Regions from separate parts of the Homo sapiens genome. Here region 2 is linked to region 1. The links are chromatin loops, found by intact Hi-C in ENCODE. Cell type or tissue: IMR-90. All regions are shown on one strand.

Region 1 (8,000 bases):
AAATTAAAGTCAATTTAAAATATACTCCACAAATCTGATTGTAATCTACTTACCTACTTATCTACTATTATCTACTTACCCAAACCAGCCTGCTCCCTACCTCACTCTTGTCTTCTGTGTTTAGAAAATTTAAAATCTGTGAGAAAATTTAACCAAGATAATTTGTGCATGTGTGTGGGTAAAGTGAAGGGTGGAGATAACTGCTCTTTTCAAGTCATACATTTTCTGTGGTAAATTTAAGAAATCATATTTAAATTTCTTTGTGGGTGTGCATATATAAAGATTGCAAGGTTATAGGTAATCGCTATTCACGTTTGCTTTGCAAAGCTCACAATTTATAATAGAAAATCTATCTGTTTAGTATGTGAAGGACATAGAAAAAATACAAGTGTTTATAAATTAAAGAAATCAGAGCCAGAAGACTGGGAAATTGTAGAAAGATTAATAATATCATTGAAAATCCAATTTGCCTGCACAGAAAATCATATTTTCTGAGAGAAATATTAATATCAGAGATGTCTAAATAGGTTATTTAAAGATTAAATTGCAAGGGATGGAGGAGTAAGAACAAAAACAAAGTCAAATAAATAAAAACTAACATTGCAGAAACTTGAGATCTTACAGATGACTGATTGTTATCTACTTAAATATCTTTTGATTAAGTAAATGTAAAAGATTATTCAGAGTTCTATATTTTGAAAGAATTTGTAGAGATCATTACGCACATTTTCTTTAAATTAGGCCAGAGTTATTTAAGACACCCTGCGGTGCCAAATAATGGGCAAGTGCCAGAATAGAAAAGTATGTAAATTTAATATGTATAAGCAGGATCTTACATCCTGGCTGTACAGATAGAGGGCAATGATGGAGTTTATTTTCACACATAAGATTAATGAACATGACTATCTATCTTTTCATTTCATTTTATTCCATTTTAAATGTTAGCATATTTTCAGGAAAATTTATGCAGCTATTGGATGAAATCTGTCTCAATATTTCCATATATTAGAAATACACAAATATGGCAATCACATTCATTTAGATTATGTTACGAACTCTGCAGCAATTTACAGACACTGGACAGGTTATGTTTTTCTTTTTGTAATTTTTAAATTCCTAAAGAGACTTCATCTTTCCCCCAAATGTCTTTTTGGGGAACTGTGTTCATGCGTGGAGGAGTTTTATTTTGTAAGTACTAGACAGTGTGATCTTTCATGTTTCTACTTGCTTCATGAGATAATAGCAAAACAAATGAACAAAAGCATGTTTACCTATCTTAAAATTATCTAGTTTTTTGGCTTTCAAATTTGCTTCAAAATAGAATAGTAAAGATATTTTTCATAGCTAAACAGCGTGCAGCCATGGTTTTTCTACCAAGCTTTAGTTTACATGGCATTCTTCATGGAGAAATCTGATCTTCAGTTATGCTTGTCCAACTTTTATCTATATTGTGAGGCCAAAATAAAAACTTTTGCTTACTGCCTGAGATTTAACGTAAAGCTTCCATTCAATAGTAATGATGAATTTTTCCCTTAGTCTACTTTCTTTTAGAACTTATATTATTTCATAGCTTACTGTATTTGTAGTTTTTGTCTCTGAACATAAATTTTAAACTTCTTGAAAACAAGAACTAAACTTTTATATTAGATTTGTCTTTATAGCTGCCAGTACCCACAAAGTAATTGGCCAAATATCAGGTCTTTAATTAATACTTCTTATCTAAGTAAGGCATCATTTCAATTTGTGTATTTGAGGTAGTAATAAACTGCATGTGAACAGTTTCTGCTAGTGTGGAGAAAATGAGAAAATAAAATATTTCATTTAAAAAAACGTCAAAATTTTATGATAATTGAAAGTAATTAAGGCGACTCAACAGTCAAATGGTTTAGACGATTTTTAGATTTAAAGCCTGGAGCATAGTAATATTGCTAATTTAAGTAAAGTTCATTTGTGGAGTAAAATTGTTTTATGTATTTTTGTCCATGGATATTTTGGTGTATCAGAGGGACCAGAATTAGTTTTAAGATCAGTAATTATCAGCAAGGATGTGGGAAATTTCACATTAACTCGAACCAGAATGCGAGAGAAACAAGAGCAAAGGCTGTGGCAGAACATTTTGGAACTTGCTGAATATGAGGCCATATTCTAAATTCCTTGGTGGCACCTGAGCCTTTTCATTAAAATAAGTTGTAAAGTCATCTACTGACAATCAGCAAGAACATCTTGGGAACAGGAACAAGTAGAAGATTGTGACAGTTGTTCACATGATGAATAACAAGCTTAATTATAAATACTAAATGTAAGATATTACCATTATCAACACAGTAGTATCAAAGTTAATATTGATTACTTGGCATTCTGCTACAATTTTATTTTATTTCATCTTCACAATGCTATCAGGGAGGCACTGTTATTAATATTTTTTCCCATTTTATAGAAGAGAGGTCTAGGAATTAAACTAAGGAAGTCACCAAAGGTCACACAAAAAGCAAAGGTGAAAGTTTTTATTTGAACTTTGGCTAACTCATGCCTTTGTTTTTTCTATCACAAAATATTGATATACCACACTTACAAATATTATCAATTTTGTAGTTATTTTAATTATTTTTTTGCTCCATACTCTAAATTGTGAATGTTGAATATTTCCTGTTACAAAGAAACAGACCAATGAAACAGGTGTAGATGTGGCACCAATCTCTCTACATCTCTCTTTCTCTTTCTCAATCTCTTTTATCTTCTATAGAAAGGAAAAAAATAGATGACATCTCTTCTGCAGTAAGATGTTAGAAGGAGGCCGGGCGCGGTGGCTTACACCTGTAATCCCAGCACAGATCACGAGATCAGGAGATTGAGACCATCCTGGCTTAACACGGTGAAAGCCTGTCTCTACTAAAAATACAAAAAATTAGCTGGGCATGGTGGCGGGCGCCTGTAGTCCTAGCTACTTGGGAGGCTGAGGCAGGAGAACGGCATGAACCCGGGAGGCAGAGCTTGCAGTGAGCCGAGATAGCGCCACTGCACTCCAGCCTGGGCGACAGAGCAAGACTCCGTCTCAAAAAAAAAAAAAAAGAAAAAAGACGTTAGAAGGAATACTACTTTAATATTTTGCTCCAAGCAGAGAAAAGTCTATAGTTAATGGCACAATACCTGGATCAAATAGCCATTTTGTCAGAGATGCTATTGATTAGAAAGCCTCTGAAGTTTTTGCACTGTTTTTTGCTCTCTCTTTTTTGCCTCTGGTCTCAACCGTAAACTTGGCAAGGCACTTCCTTCAGCTGATTCAATTGGTTGATTCCATGTCTCTCCTCATTTGTGGAAGGATATATCTACCTGAGAGGTGGTTGAATCTAGGTGTTAAGGGTCCAGGTTCTGAAAACAGACTGAATTTAAATTCCAGCTCCATCATTTACTTCCGCAGCCCTAAGAGAAAATTTATTAAGCTTTATCTGCCTCAGTTTTTTCACCTTTAAAATGAAGTTATTAATAATACTACCTACAAGATGAATTGTTATGAGGATTAGATGAGTTTATATATGTATTATTCTTAGTGTCCAATATATCCTAAGCTTTAACTTTTGCAATAAAAGAGATACTTGATCATAAATATTGAGTGTCACCAAAAATTAGAAAATAACTTTACATATGTCCAAAATAGCATTTTTCAATAGCATAGAACTCTGGTCAAAACTTTGCCCCAGCACTGTTAGATCTCCCATTGACTCATGTTTTTTGCTTACTATAACAAAATATGCTGCTTGCCTCCTGCTGGTCCCCAACCCCCAATGACAGATATGACCAGCTTTGCAAGTCACACAACGTGACGCAGCTTTCCCCATAAACCAGAATCCTAGGGGGAGGGGTTTGTCCAATCTTATTAAAGAAACTAAGCAAAATGAAACTTAAGCCTTGAAGACAAGGTTCTACTTTATTTGCCGTTTTCAGGATTTGAGTCACAGTGGCAGATGCTAATTTATATGCAAGTTTTATTCCCTGATGGTGTGCCAAAGTTTTGGTAAAAAATGAGAATGTTAATGAAAGAGCCGATCATCTTCAAGTGTTGAATTCAATATTCGTGCTGCATTCGAGGTAATTTCACGAAGAACTGTGGCATTAATAAATGTCTTTCTCATCCTAAAGCACTTATAAATGAAAATAATATTTGTCAAATTAAACCCTGTGTACTATATATAATACTATACAGAATCATGAGTACTATGTACACTTTCGGAAACAAGGTAGCCAAAACAGTTTCAGAATAGGGACACCTGAGATAATCACAAAAAGGAAACATTCTCCTTGTAAAAATTTTAAAAATAAATAGAAAACGTTTTTCTCTTTTGTTTTGACTGTACCTAAAGCCTTATAATTTAATTTATGTTAGAATATATGAGGATGGGGAAAAACACAGTAGTGAAACATTTAAGTTCCTTGGAGAGCTGCAGTCTGTCCAGACAAAGCTGAAGTGTCTGTTTTCCTGCAAGGATGGCAGTGAGTGAAAAAGTGATGTACAGAGACCTCTAGAGACTGGAAAGCTTAACTACAGTTAATACTATGCAGATAGGCTTCAATGCTGTACTGTAATTGAATTACTCAGGGAGCTATAACACAGCTATAAAGAGAACAAGGTACTATTCTATTCCTAGTGATGTGGTTAAAATCAGCATTCTCAAAAGCCTTATGCTTTTGGCTATTTTCTCTTTAATGATTTAATTAAGGTAAAATATGCTTTACATTTGCTCTACTGCAAAAACAATGATTAAACCACAGATGTTCATACCAAAAACATATAAATTATCAATGTGTGCAGAACATTTATTCTTAGAAAAACGTGGTAAGCATTTACCTGCTGCCGTGGCATAGGATATTCTATTTACTTTGGCTTTTACTTACTTGTTTTGGAAAGAAAAGCTGTCGTTATCACGTTTATTTTCCTTTTTTGATATATTGGATTCCTCCTTTTGATAGCTTTGATTATGGCTGGTAGATTTCTTTAAATACTCACTAATAATCCTATAAGAACTTATTGGAATGGAAATAACACAGTTTACAATCAGTTCTGTCTTCATTTCAACTAATTTTTTTGCTCTGTGCACGAAGTTATGAATGTTGAATATTTCCTGCTACAAAGAAACAGATCAAATAAACAAGAATAGCTGCTCTACTTCTGTCTCTGTCTCCATCTCTCTCCCTCCTTCTCCTCTCTCTCTGTCTGGCAGACACATACGTATTAGTGTATTAGCCATTAGTATTAGTCGAGGTTCTCCAAAATAACAATACCAATATCCAATATGGGGTGTAGCGTGTGTGTGTGTGTGTGTGTGTGTGTGTGTGTGTGTCTCAAGGAAGAGAGGGAGAGAGATAGATGATAGAGAGACAGAGAGAGAGAGGGAGACAGAGAGAGAGAGATTGATTTATTTTATTTTATTATTAGGACTAGAAAGTTCAAAATCTCCTGGTCAGGTTGACAGGCTTGAGATCCCAGGGAAGAATTGATGTTTTAGTCTCTAGCTCAAAGGCAATCTAAAGGCAAATTTCCTTTCAAGGCATTCAACCAACTGGATGAAACCCACTCACATTTGGGAGAGTAATCTTGTCTTCCTCAAAGTCTATTGATTTAATTGTTAATCACATCGGAAAGATAACTTTACTGCAACATCTAGACTACTGTTTGACTAAAAACTAAGTACCATGGTGTAGCCAAGTTGACACATAAAACTGACCATTGCGCTGAGTAATTCTGACAACTTTATAAAATTTGACTATTCTAAGTGAACCAAAGCAAATCAAAGCAAGCAAAATATTAACATAAATATACACACAAATAATACAATTATATAATAACTAGTGATGGTATATCCTAAGAATTCTACCTAATCACAGTAAAATATTTCTCAGAAAGACAAACACTGCAAAATGCCTACCTTGCAATTAAAGTTCACAGCTATCTGATGTTCAGCCTACCAAATTCTTTTATTATTTATTTCTTCTTGAAGAATAAAGCTAAATTTATAATTAAACTATTTTAATAATCACACCCAAGTTCTAGTTATTGAATCCAGACAGATATGTTTTCATTGATTACAGATTTTTTTCTTGTAGACATGTGGAGATCCCAGCGAAGAGTTGATTGAGATATATTTCCTTAATATTTCAAATAAAACTGGAAAGATACTTTAAGCCAAATATGTCATTTATTATTGAGCATATAAATAAGGATAATATGCTTGCTAATAATTTTATAATCTTTTATTTTTTAAAATCCCAAGTAATATAATTAGTTTTGAGTTATATTGACACAAAATGGTGTCCTCTTGGTTTGAAATTGAATTTTAATTAATATTACCTATGCAAAAATACTTGGAATATATTAGTGATACTGTCTTCAGCCACCATTATATATTTAAATATGAATTTGATATAAAATACTCACTGACTTTGCCTTTTAAAATCTGTGAATACTATTTGTATATTACATGATAGCGTATTTCTGAGAGTACTTTCCTCATCATTCTTTTTTGGATAGGCATCTGCATTCTCTTAATATGCAATGAGTAGAATATGACTATGGACTCATTTGACTAATTAAAAAAATTGCTCATGCACATAAAGTAGCTTGTATAAGATCATATTGCAATTTAGTATTCATGCCAGAAGTAAAACCTACATTTAGTAGTTTTGAATACAGTGTATAATCATTTGAGATTTACCAAGTGGGGATCGAGTAACTGGCGAAAAGTCTGTATACATTTTTTAAAACATGTTTAGATCATTATATTTATTTTTCAGCCTTATTAAGGTATAACTGACAAAATTTCAATATATTACAAATATACAATATGATTATTGAGTCTATGTCTAAATTGTGAAATGATTACCACAATCAATTTACACATCCATCACCCCACATAGTTGCTATTTTATGTGTTGGGGGAGGCATGCTGAAGACAGTTAAGATCTACTCTAGCAAATTTTAAGTAAACAATTCAGTATTATTAACTATAGTTGCCATGCTATACAGCTTCAGAATTTATTCATCTAGCAATCGAAAGTTTGCACCGTTTTACCTGCATCTCTCCACGTCCCCCACCTTCCCACTTCCTGAAGTCACCTTTCTACTCTACTTTTATGAGTTGAGCTTTCTTAGATTGCACATGTAAGTGAGATTATACAGTATTTGTCTTTCTGTGCCTGGCTTAGTTTATTCAGCATGACGTCTTCCAGGTTTATCCATGCTGTTGCAGGCGTTCCTTATTGTTTATGGCTGAATAATATTGCATTGTGTATATGTATCATGTTTTCTTTAGTCATTCATTAGTCTATATGCTTCTTAATTCCTTAAAGACCTGAGGAAATGGCAATATAATCCCTCATCTATATATTTTTAATAGACTACATCAGAATCTGTATAAGTCTCTAATAGAGATATTTTTAATATAGCTAGTAAAACACATAGTAAGATAAATTCTGAACAACAGTTCTGTGTTTTGTTTTGTTTTAAAGCTAAGTAGTTTAAGGCTAAATTGCAATCATGATCTGTAGTTAATGGACTGATTTTCTTTCATCCTGAATCCAAATGTAATATAAAATTGAATGAGAAGTATTTAAATACAAAATAAGCAGAGGTGCAGCATTAGATGGGCCAGATGAAATCTGAACGCAGAAAATATTGAGGGAGAAATCAGACAAAAAAATAAAAACATAAATGAGTACAGTGCTGATAAAAGTAGCTATAAAAAGTACCAGGGCACAGATATTTGCCCAAATGGAAAGGGCTATTTAGGAAATAGAAAGACTGTAGAGGATCGGGATCACAAATAATGACAAGTACAAGAGCAGCTTTATCTCTGAGCCTTCTTTCATCTGAAAGTAGGAATCATGTATCAAATTACCCTATGCAGTAATATGGCTGGAATAGCTGCTAATTGGAATTAACAGTTATCAATGTTGATGGAAATTTGTTTGGTACTGCCCATGCAAGGCATACTGAATATGAGAGAGAC
Region 2 (8,000 bases), 1.1 Mb before region 1:
GTGGCATCTTTATTAGCGGTTGAATAGGAGTTGGCTTGTTTTATTCCTGTCAGTTATTATTGTGGATCTCAACAGAAAAATCAATATGCACTGAAAGACTTTAACATGTAACAAGCAGCCGGTGCTCTTGACTCCACATTAAAGTGGGTTCTAATCATAATTATCAAAGAGCCAGTCTTTTAAAATCAAAACCATAAATCATCATGGCATTTAACTAGTAAAATAATTCCAACAGAACATCTCTAATAAAGTATCCATTTTTGTCCTTAGAGTTTGTTCTAGCCAAAGATTTAAAAACAATTTAAATTAAGTTGAATTACATTTAAGGGAGTACGTTTAATACATTATCTGTGCACCATGAAAGAGATTTTGCTACTAAGGCACGTTGGTGCCTGTTACCTGGTCGCATGACTACAGCATATCACTAAAGTATATGTCATGACTGACACGCTCATCTCAAACCCAGCTTCTGTTGCTTGAACATGTTTGAAGTGACTTTTTTGTGTTCTGTGTTCCAGGTGCCACTGTTCATCCCAGCTTTGTTTTCCTTCACATGCCTCTTCATGGTTGCCCTTTCCCTCTATTCGGACCCATTTAGTACAGGGATTGGCTTCGTCATCACTCTGACTGGAGTCCCTGCGTATTATCTCTTTATTATATGGGACAAGAAACCCAGGTGGTTTAGAATAATGTCGGGTAAGAATTTTAAATACTTTCAGGACATTGTGCAACACCATGTAGAAAACCCATAAAGGTGTGCATACATAATATACTTAACATTTAAAAATGTAAGTGGCACAATTGATTTGAGAACATTATGGCATTTTAATTGGAACTGCTTTTTGGCAGGAAGGACATTTAGGGTACAGCCGTTGAATCCTTTTGGATATTAGTTTGGGCTGCTGTAATCACTTCTTAGGAGAAACAGCTTTGTTTTAGATGAAATTTTATCAGTAGTTCTCTAATCGACCTAATCTCTCTTTGAATCCTTTACTAACCTAATTATTTTCCTTCTAGTTTGAATGCAGTTTAGTGATTTTATATCATAATATGTAACTTGATGAGTGACACGAGATTTGTTGGGGAGTTAGGCAGTGGCCTGCAAATGCCTTAAACATTATGACTGTACGCTACCTTAAAAGGAAGGGTGACTCATGAAGGATTATAATAACAAGAACAATGGAGAGAACAATAGCAGCTTCCACATGTGAGTGCACATGTATGACTTCATTTAATTTTTTTTAAATTTTACTTTAAGTTCTGGAATAAACGTGCAGAACGTGCAGGTTTGTTACATAGGTATACATGTGCTATGGTGGGAATGTAAATTAGTTCAACCATTGTGGAAAAACAGTGTGGCAATTCTTCAAGAACCTAGAACCAGAAATATCATTTGACCCAGTAATCCCATTACTGGGTATATACCCAAAGGTTTATAAATCATTCTACTATAAAGACACATGCACACGTATGTTTATTGCAGCACTATTTACAATAGCAAAAACTTAGAACCAACCCAAATGCCCATCAATGATAGAATGGATAAGGAAAATGTGGCACATAAATATGATAGAATACTATGCAGCCATAAAAAAGAATGAGTTAATATCCTTTGCAGGGACATAGATGAAGCTGGAAGCCATTATTCTCAGCAAACTAACACAGGAACAGAAAAGCAAACAGCACATGTCCTCACTCATGAGTGGGAGTAGAACAATGAGGACACATGGACACAGGGAGAGGAACAAGACTTTATTTAATTCATATAATATCCTACTGAGGTAGGAAAATTATTATCCCCAGTTAATAGGCTTTGAATTATAGCATGAGAGAATTCAGGTCACTTGTTCCAAGTCATACAGATATAAAGTAGAATAGCTGAAAGTCAAACTCAGGCAGTTTTATATTTTAGGAGAATCACCCTGGGGGTTATGAGGATGGATTAAGATAGGTTGGGGCTGAAGACAGAATATTGACTTTGGTGGTTACTGCAGCAATCCTGATGAGAATTGAGGGGGATTCTGAAGACAGGCAGTATCAGCAGGGTCTGAGAGAAAGTGAAACATACTAAAAGGAAAAATCAGCAAGACTTGGTGACCAGTTAAACTGGGGGAGGAGAAAACATAGTAGATGACTAGGTAGGAAGGGTGCTTATGAATAGCCTGTGTTGAAAGCATATCTCTCTGTCAGAGGCTCTCCTGAGTCCTCTCCCCTACATGATCATCTCAAGCAATCCTCAACAAGGTTGATGTGTGAGGTGCTATTATTCCCAAGTCCAGATGAGAACACCAGAGCTCAGGAAAATGGAGAATTTATTTTTGAGTGTATGTATTTTAAACCATAGAACTAGGAATTGAACCCACATCTGCTGGACTTCTAAGTTCATGCTCTTTCTAGACTGGATCCCTTGTGGAAGTGGGGGGGGCGGAGAGAGAGAGAGAGAGAGGGAAAGAGAGAGACAGAGAGAGAGAGGGAGAGAGAGAGACAGAGAGAGAGAGAGAGATAGGTAGGTAACAAATATAGCCAGAAGGGCAGATCTATTCTCGCTGGTGAATGTGGTGAGTTTAGAACATAGCTTTCATACTTTTTCTTTGTTTTAATTTACTTACTTTACCATAATTAATTTTTTAAATTCCAGTTAAAAGTTTGGGGAGATTTCTGGTTAAATTATTAATAAATAATGCCAGTGTTACTAAAAAAACAAACAACCAAAAACCTTGATATGCATATTGAATCTCTAGTGTGCTGTGCAGACTCATTGAGAAGTCAGTCCTTTAAAGCAGAGTTTTATTAATACCTTTTATTAGCATTCAATTGGAATTTTGCATCTTTAGATCTTATACTAATATTTATATCTGGATTTTGTTTCCCCAAAGAAATGTTACTATACAAATGAGGTGCTTTATGGCTGACACAGGCACACTGATTGCCTTAACTGAGTATTTAATCTCTATTTCTTCTCAGATCACACTAGCTTTCTGTGGAATATTTTTAAGTTTTCTGTGTTCTAGACACTAAATATAGAGCCTGTTCTGAGGGAAAAGGGATCTTATTAAATACCATTTACCATTAGGGTTGCTTTATTCATTGCTAACATTTAGGATAGATTAGCACTCATCGCTGTGAAATCTGTCTGTCTCCCATACTAACCAAGACAGTTAAAACCCCTGAGCAGCACAGAAAATTAAGAGAATTGAGGAAGAAAGAGCTGGTGGTCCTAGAGTTAGACTAGAAGAAAGGGAGCATGATGAAAGAGCAAAGCCATTGTTCGATCCCACTTTAGCAGGCATTTTGTTCCTCCTGTTTGGAGTCAGCCAACTCTAATAGTTCTTTCCTCTTGCTAACAAGCACGTGTGTACTTTGTATTATTTCTTTGTCAGTTCATCTCAACAAGCGGTTTTCATGCTTGATCCTTCATTGATGTCTTTTGGTGTTCATGTAATTTTAAAGTTTGTTGCTATTTTTCTATCTCTAATGATGTTTTGAACATTTCCAAGGCCTCCAAATTTAGTGTTAGCCATTTGTGAAACTAGCAGCAATGGAGTAGTCCCATAATGGTTATTTGGTTCTCAAAAATGCCATTAAGTCTTACCAGGGAGCATGGCAATTCTGCTTTTAAACTGCGATCATTGTAACTCTTTATCTTTATAGCTGCCTTGAAAGTGAGTAGCAAAAAGCAACAGTCCTCCGTAATTTTGTTTGATTTTTCTCTGAGGCAGCATTCTTGTAGTAAAATAAAGAAAATTCATAATATTTATTGCTGCAATAGGAAGTATTTTCTTAGCCTTTGGCCAAAACAAAACACTCACACACAGACGCACAAACAACAAAATCCTGAAGCAGCGCCCTGTCCCTTCTCCCAACTACTCTATGATCATTTTGTTAGAGAGAAACTCAATGTGAACTTAGAGACCAAGAGCCTTTGCTTGGAGCAGTTTGTTCAATGATTTAATATCATGTTCTTTCATTAGGTAAAATTCCAAAACCTTTATATTATCATTTATTTTTACCCTGATAATGCATGAGTAGATCAGCCCTGTGAAAATGATAGTCTATCAAAATGCATTTTACCTAGGTTGTTTCCATGAAAAATGAGAGGTAACCAAATAGCACTCGGAAAATGGTGAAAGGCTGCTGAGAACTGACAGCCAGGGAATGTTCAGAATCCAAGGAGCTGAGATTTTCAGAGATTTGATAAATCTCTCCAGCCACAGGATGCCAGTATTGAACCACTTTTTGTTTGATAGCATTTCTAGGGAGAAAAGAAAACATGCTCTTAAGGGAATGGTGAGATACACGGAAAGCTTTTTTCTGCCATCTGTGACAGAGTGGTTTATTCTTCTGGTGGGTTAGTTATATTATTTATTTACTTATAGAAACACAAGCTTCTCACGCGAGGAAAAAGGGGCGGATACCCCAATGACATATGCAAATACACAAAGATAGCAAGACCTGGCAAACCTGGGCCAGGACTCACAGCAGCTGTTTTACTTGGCTGTCTCTATTTAGCAGCCAAACCTTGTCACGGGGTTGAGTGAGGTGACTGGAAGTGGGTCCCTCCTGCTCAGGGAGAGAGATAGAGGACAGCCTTATTTAAACAAAATCTTTGATTATAAAAAATCAGACTGGGAAACACCAGCAGAATGACTGTAATGCATCTTTGTGGACAGTGAGTTTGCAACTCCAGAGTCCTAAAAGCATATGCTGCATACAGTGGGTCAAGATAACTTCATTTATGTTAAATCACTGACAGCTGAATAATGCATTTAACAGACTGTTCACAAAGACTGCAGTGCAATATGTAAGTTAATTAAGCTTGCCTACATTTCTTAGGGGTCCAAACTATCTTCATTGTAAGAATAAAATGAGATCATGCTTGTGAAAATATTTGTAGCCTTAAAAAAATACTATTATTCTTATGAAGACTTCCAGAAAAAAAATGGCCTTGTGCCACATCACAAATGTGGCAATTTTTGCTGTAGTTCCCATATTGGTACCAGGTATGGTTGGGTAAATCAAATTTTGCAGGGTCAGTTGTTGTTTCAAATTATTTCAAGAATAACTACTGAACATGAAAGGTAAAGCTAAAAATACTACAACTGTTATTTGGTCCTGTACCTTACAGTTACTGAAAACACCAAATGCAGACTCATTAACACACCTTTATTTAAAGAAAGAGTACCGCGGGTTGATTATCCTTAAAGCCGAAAGACTTTTTCAACATGGATGTAGACATGACAGTTGAATGCCACATACTCTGCAGCTTTCCCCGGCAAGCAGGAAGCTTCCTTAAAGACATACTTGCCTCTCTTGAGCACTGCTGTCTGGTCCACTGCTGTAAGATAATCTAGAAGGAGAAGTTGCTGTGACTTCAACAGGTACTCATGGTCAAAATCAATTACTCTGCAGAAGCCTTCATTACGATGAAAGTCATTCAAATCCTGAGATTCCAAGAGAGATCACATAAGAAAGACACATTGGATATTGTCAACAGGGCTGATTAAACACAAAGGAAGAGGAAAGATAGCAGAAAGTGTGCAAAACCAGAAGAGAGATTCTATGGCCATGTGCTGCTACTGAATAACGGACCCAAACCAAGCTTTTAGGAAGGAGAATGACACATTAGGGAAGCAGCAGGATCTAAGTTGCTCCTCATTTGTCTGAATGGAGGCAATGTTATGACATGCGGAAGCAAGATGTCTAAGATAGCAGACATCTGGGGGTCCCTGAATATAGAGAAACATTTTTGGAAAAGGCTTTCATGTTGGGTGTGGAGGGCAGTCATGGAGATTAGTTCAGGAGGCTATGGGCAGGAGGATCTCTTTGGGGAGACAGGGCTGTAGATGATGTCTCTTTAACATCACTGCTTTACATCTGGCCATTGCAGATGCCTGAGATCTCTTGTTTTTCTGTTTGTTTTAAACTACTGTCACGTATCCCTAGCCCCTTCTCTGTCTAAGCTACATTTTCTTTACTATTTATTAATATTTCCTTTTCCCACAAATGCCTATTTTTATAGAATAAGTTTGTCATTTCCCTTTTCTGAAAATATGGGCTTTAATTGCTCTTGAGTGCTCCCTTATGCTGCACTTACATCTCAATGTAAAGAGTCGGCTGTGTAAAATACAGTTTATTTAGGAAACACTCAGAGTTTATAATTTACCGAGACTGTGCTGGGCCCTTTACAATTAATATAGACTGTAAAATTAGTGGGCTGAGGACAGTATCTTTGACAAACACAGAAGAAAAGGATGAAAAAAATACTTTTTTTTTTTTTTGAGATGGAGTTTCATTCTTGTTGCCCACGCTGGAGTGTAATGGTGCAATCTCGGCTTACAGCAACCTCTGCCTCCTGGGTTCAAGTGATTCTCCTGCCTCAGCCTCCTGAGTAGCTGGGAGTACAGGCATGCACCATCACACCCAGCTTATTTTGTATTTTTAGTAGAGATGGGGTTTCTCCATGTTAGTGGGGCTGGTCTCGAACTCCCAACCTCAGGTGATCCACCCACCTCAGCCTCCCAAAGTGCTGGGATTGCAGACATGAGCCACTGCACCCGGCCTGAAAAAAATACCTTTTAAAATGTCATTAAATATGGCTTGAAAGGAGCTATTACAGATAACAAGCCATGAATGAGGAGAAAGACTCTATGTCCAGATGAAAGACTATCTGGGCCTGAAACCATCAAGAGGTCAGGCTGTAAACAGCTCCAGGACTAGCAGGACATTGAAAAGGTTCTGTAGGAATTCATTACAAAGATAAGAAGCAAACTGGCTGGGCATGGTGGCTCACACCTGTAATCCCAGCACTTTGGGAGGTCGAGGCAGGCAAATCACTTGAGGCCAGGAGTTCAAGACCACCCAGACAAACATGGTGGAACCCCGTCTCTACTAAAAATACAAAATTAGCCGGATGTGGTGGCACATGCCTGTAATCCCAGCTACTTGGGAGGCTGAGGCAGGAGAATCGCGTGAATCTGGGAGGTGGAGGTTTCAGTGAGCCGAGATCGCACCATTGCACTCTAACCTGGGCAACGAGTGAAACTCCGCCTCAAAAAATCAAAACAAAACAAAAAAAGAGGCAAACAAGAACTAATGTCCCCAGAAACCAAGGTCATAGAGTTCTAGAACTGCTAAGATAAAATGACCTTAGAAATCATCTAGCTCAATGGTTCTGAAGGAAAAAAGGTAGACTTCCTTCTGAACACTGGAGCCAGCCTTTCTTGGGATGCCCTCAGTTCCTACATTTTTGTGTCTATCAGAATTACAGACTGCTAGGCCCCATCTTCAGTTTCTAATTGAGTAGGTCTAGGATCGAGCTTGAAAAGATGCATTTCTAGTATGGTAGTTGATGCTAATTTTGTTGGTCCAGGGACCGCACTTTGAGAATCACTGATTTAGTCTCTCATTCTACTGATTAGGCAAATTAGGCCCTAGGAGATAAGACAACATTCTCAATAACATGTTACAAGTTAGAGAATGAAAATTACATTCTGATTCTCCTCCAGATTCTTCTGAGGAACTGATTGTAATCTCATAGGTGCAAAAAGAATAAACCAATTTTAAACTGATATAAAGTGTATTTTTAAACATTTATTTATATATTGGTCCTACTGTTTCAAAATATTTTCACCCTTCTGGTCCATGAATAAAAATCCTTATTTGAATGCAAAATATTAATGTATTCTTGCTGAGAAGCCATCATGGGAAGTTACAGAAGTGACAAATAAATTAATTGAGCATGATAGAATTCTAATGAAGTAAATAATTCTTGAAAGTGCTCTATGAAGTAGACAGTTGTGTGTTTTTGGTATTCAACCCAAAATAATTCATATTTTGCTATTTTTAATGCATTTCTGATTTCCATGCATTTTTAATTCATTTTTATTTCTTTGTAGAGAAAATAACCAGAACATTACAAATAATACTGGAAGTTGTACCAGAAGAAGATAAGTTATGAACTAATGGACTTGAGATCTTGGCAATCTGCCCAAGGGGAGACA

Evidence for each region. Hi-C counts contacts between places; a loop is a spot of excess contacts. Peaks named below come from ENCODE experiments on the same cell type or tissue, not always from the same donor. Only the 100,000 strongest peaks of a DNase experiment are listed, where the experiment ranks them.
Region 2: a loop joins it to region 1, with 5 times the contacts of the local background. A loop is called at or near these places in 18 of 110 quality-filtered maps.

The regions. Positions count from the first base shown.
Region 1 is chr4:137,120,997-137,128,996 of GRCh38, reverse strand. The region is part of intron 1 of LINC02511 (long intergenic non-protein coding RNA 2511); the gene reads left to right. Among named protein-coding and RNA genes, the nearest start is that of LINC02510, 69 kb to the left of the region's middle. In IMR-90, a CTCF peak has its summit at 4,521; a DNase peak (open chromatin) is centred at 4,486; H3K4me3 peaks cover 484 bases; H3K27ac peaks cover 184 bases.
Region 2 is chr4:138,171,913-138,179,912 of GRCh38, reverse strand. It overlaps SLC7A11 (solute carrier family 7 member 11), which reads left to right. Exons shown (of 12, transcript NM_014331.4): 11 at 519-696; 12 at 7,896-8,000. The coding sequence ends at 7,957. It overlaps SLC7A11-AS1 (SLC7A11 antisense RNA 1), which reads right to left. Exons shown (of 7, transcript NR_038380.1): 6 at 5,306-5,441; 7 at 1,736-4,252. Among named protein-coding and RNA genes, the nearest start is that of LINC00616, 45 kb to the right of the region's middle. In IMR-90, a CTCF peak has its summit at 4,211; a DNase peak (open chromatin) is centred at 4,352; H3K27ac peaks cover 880 bases.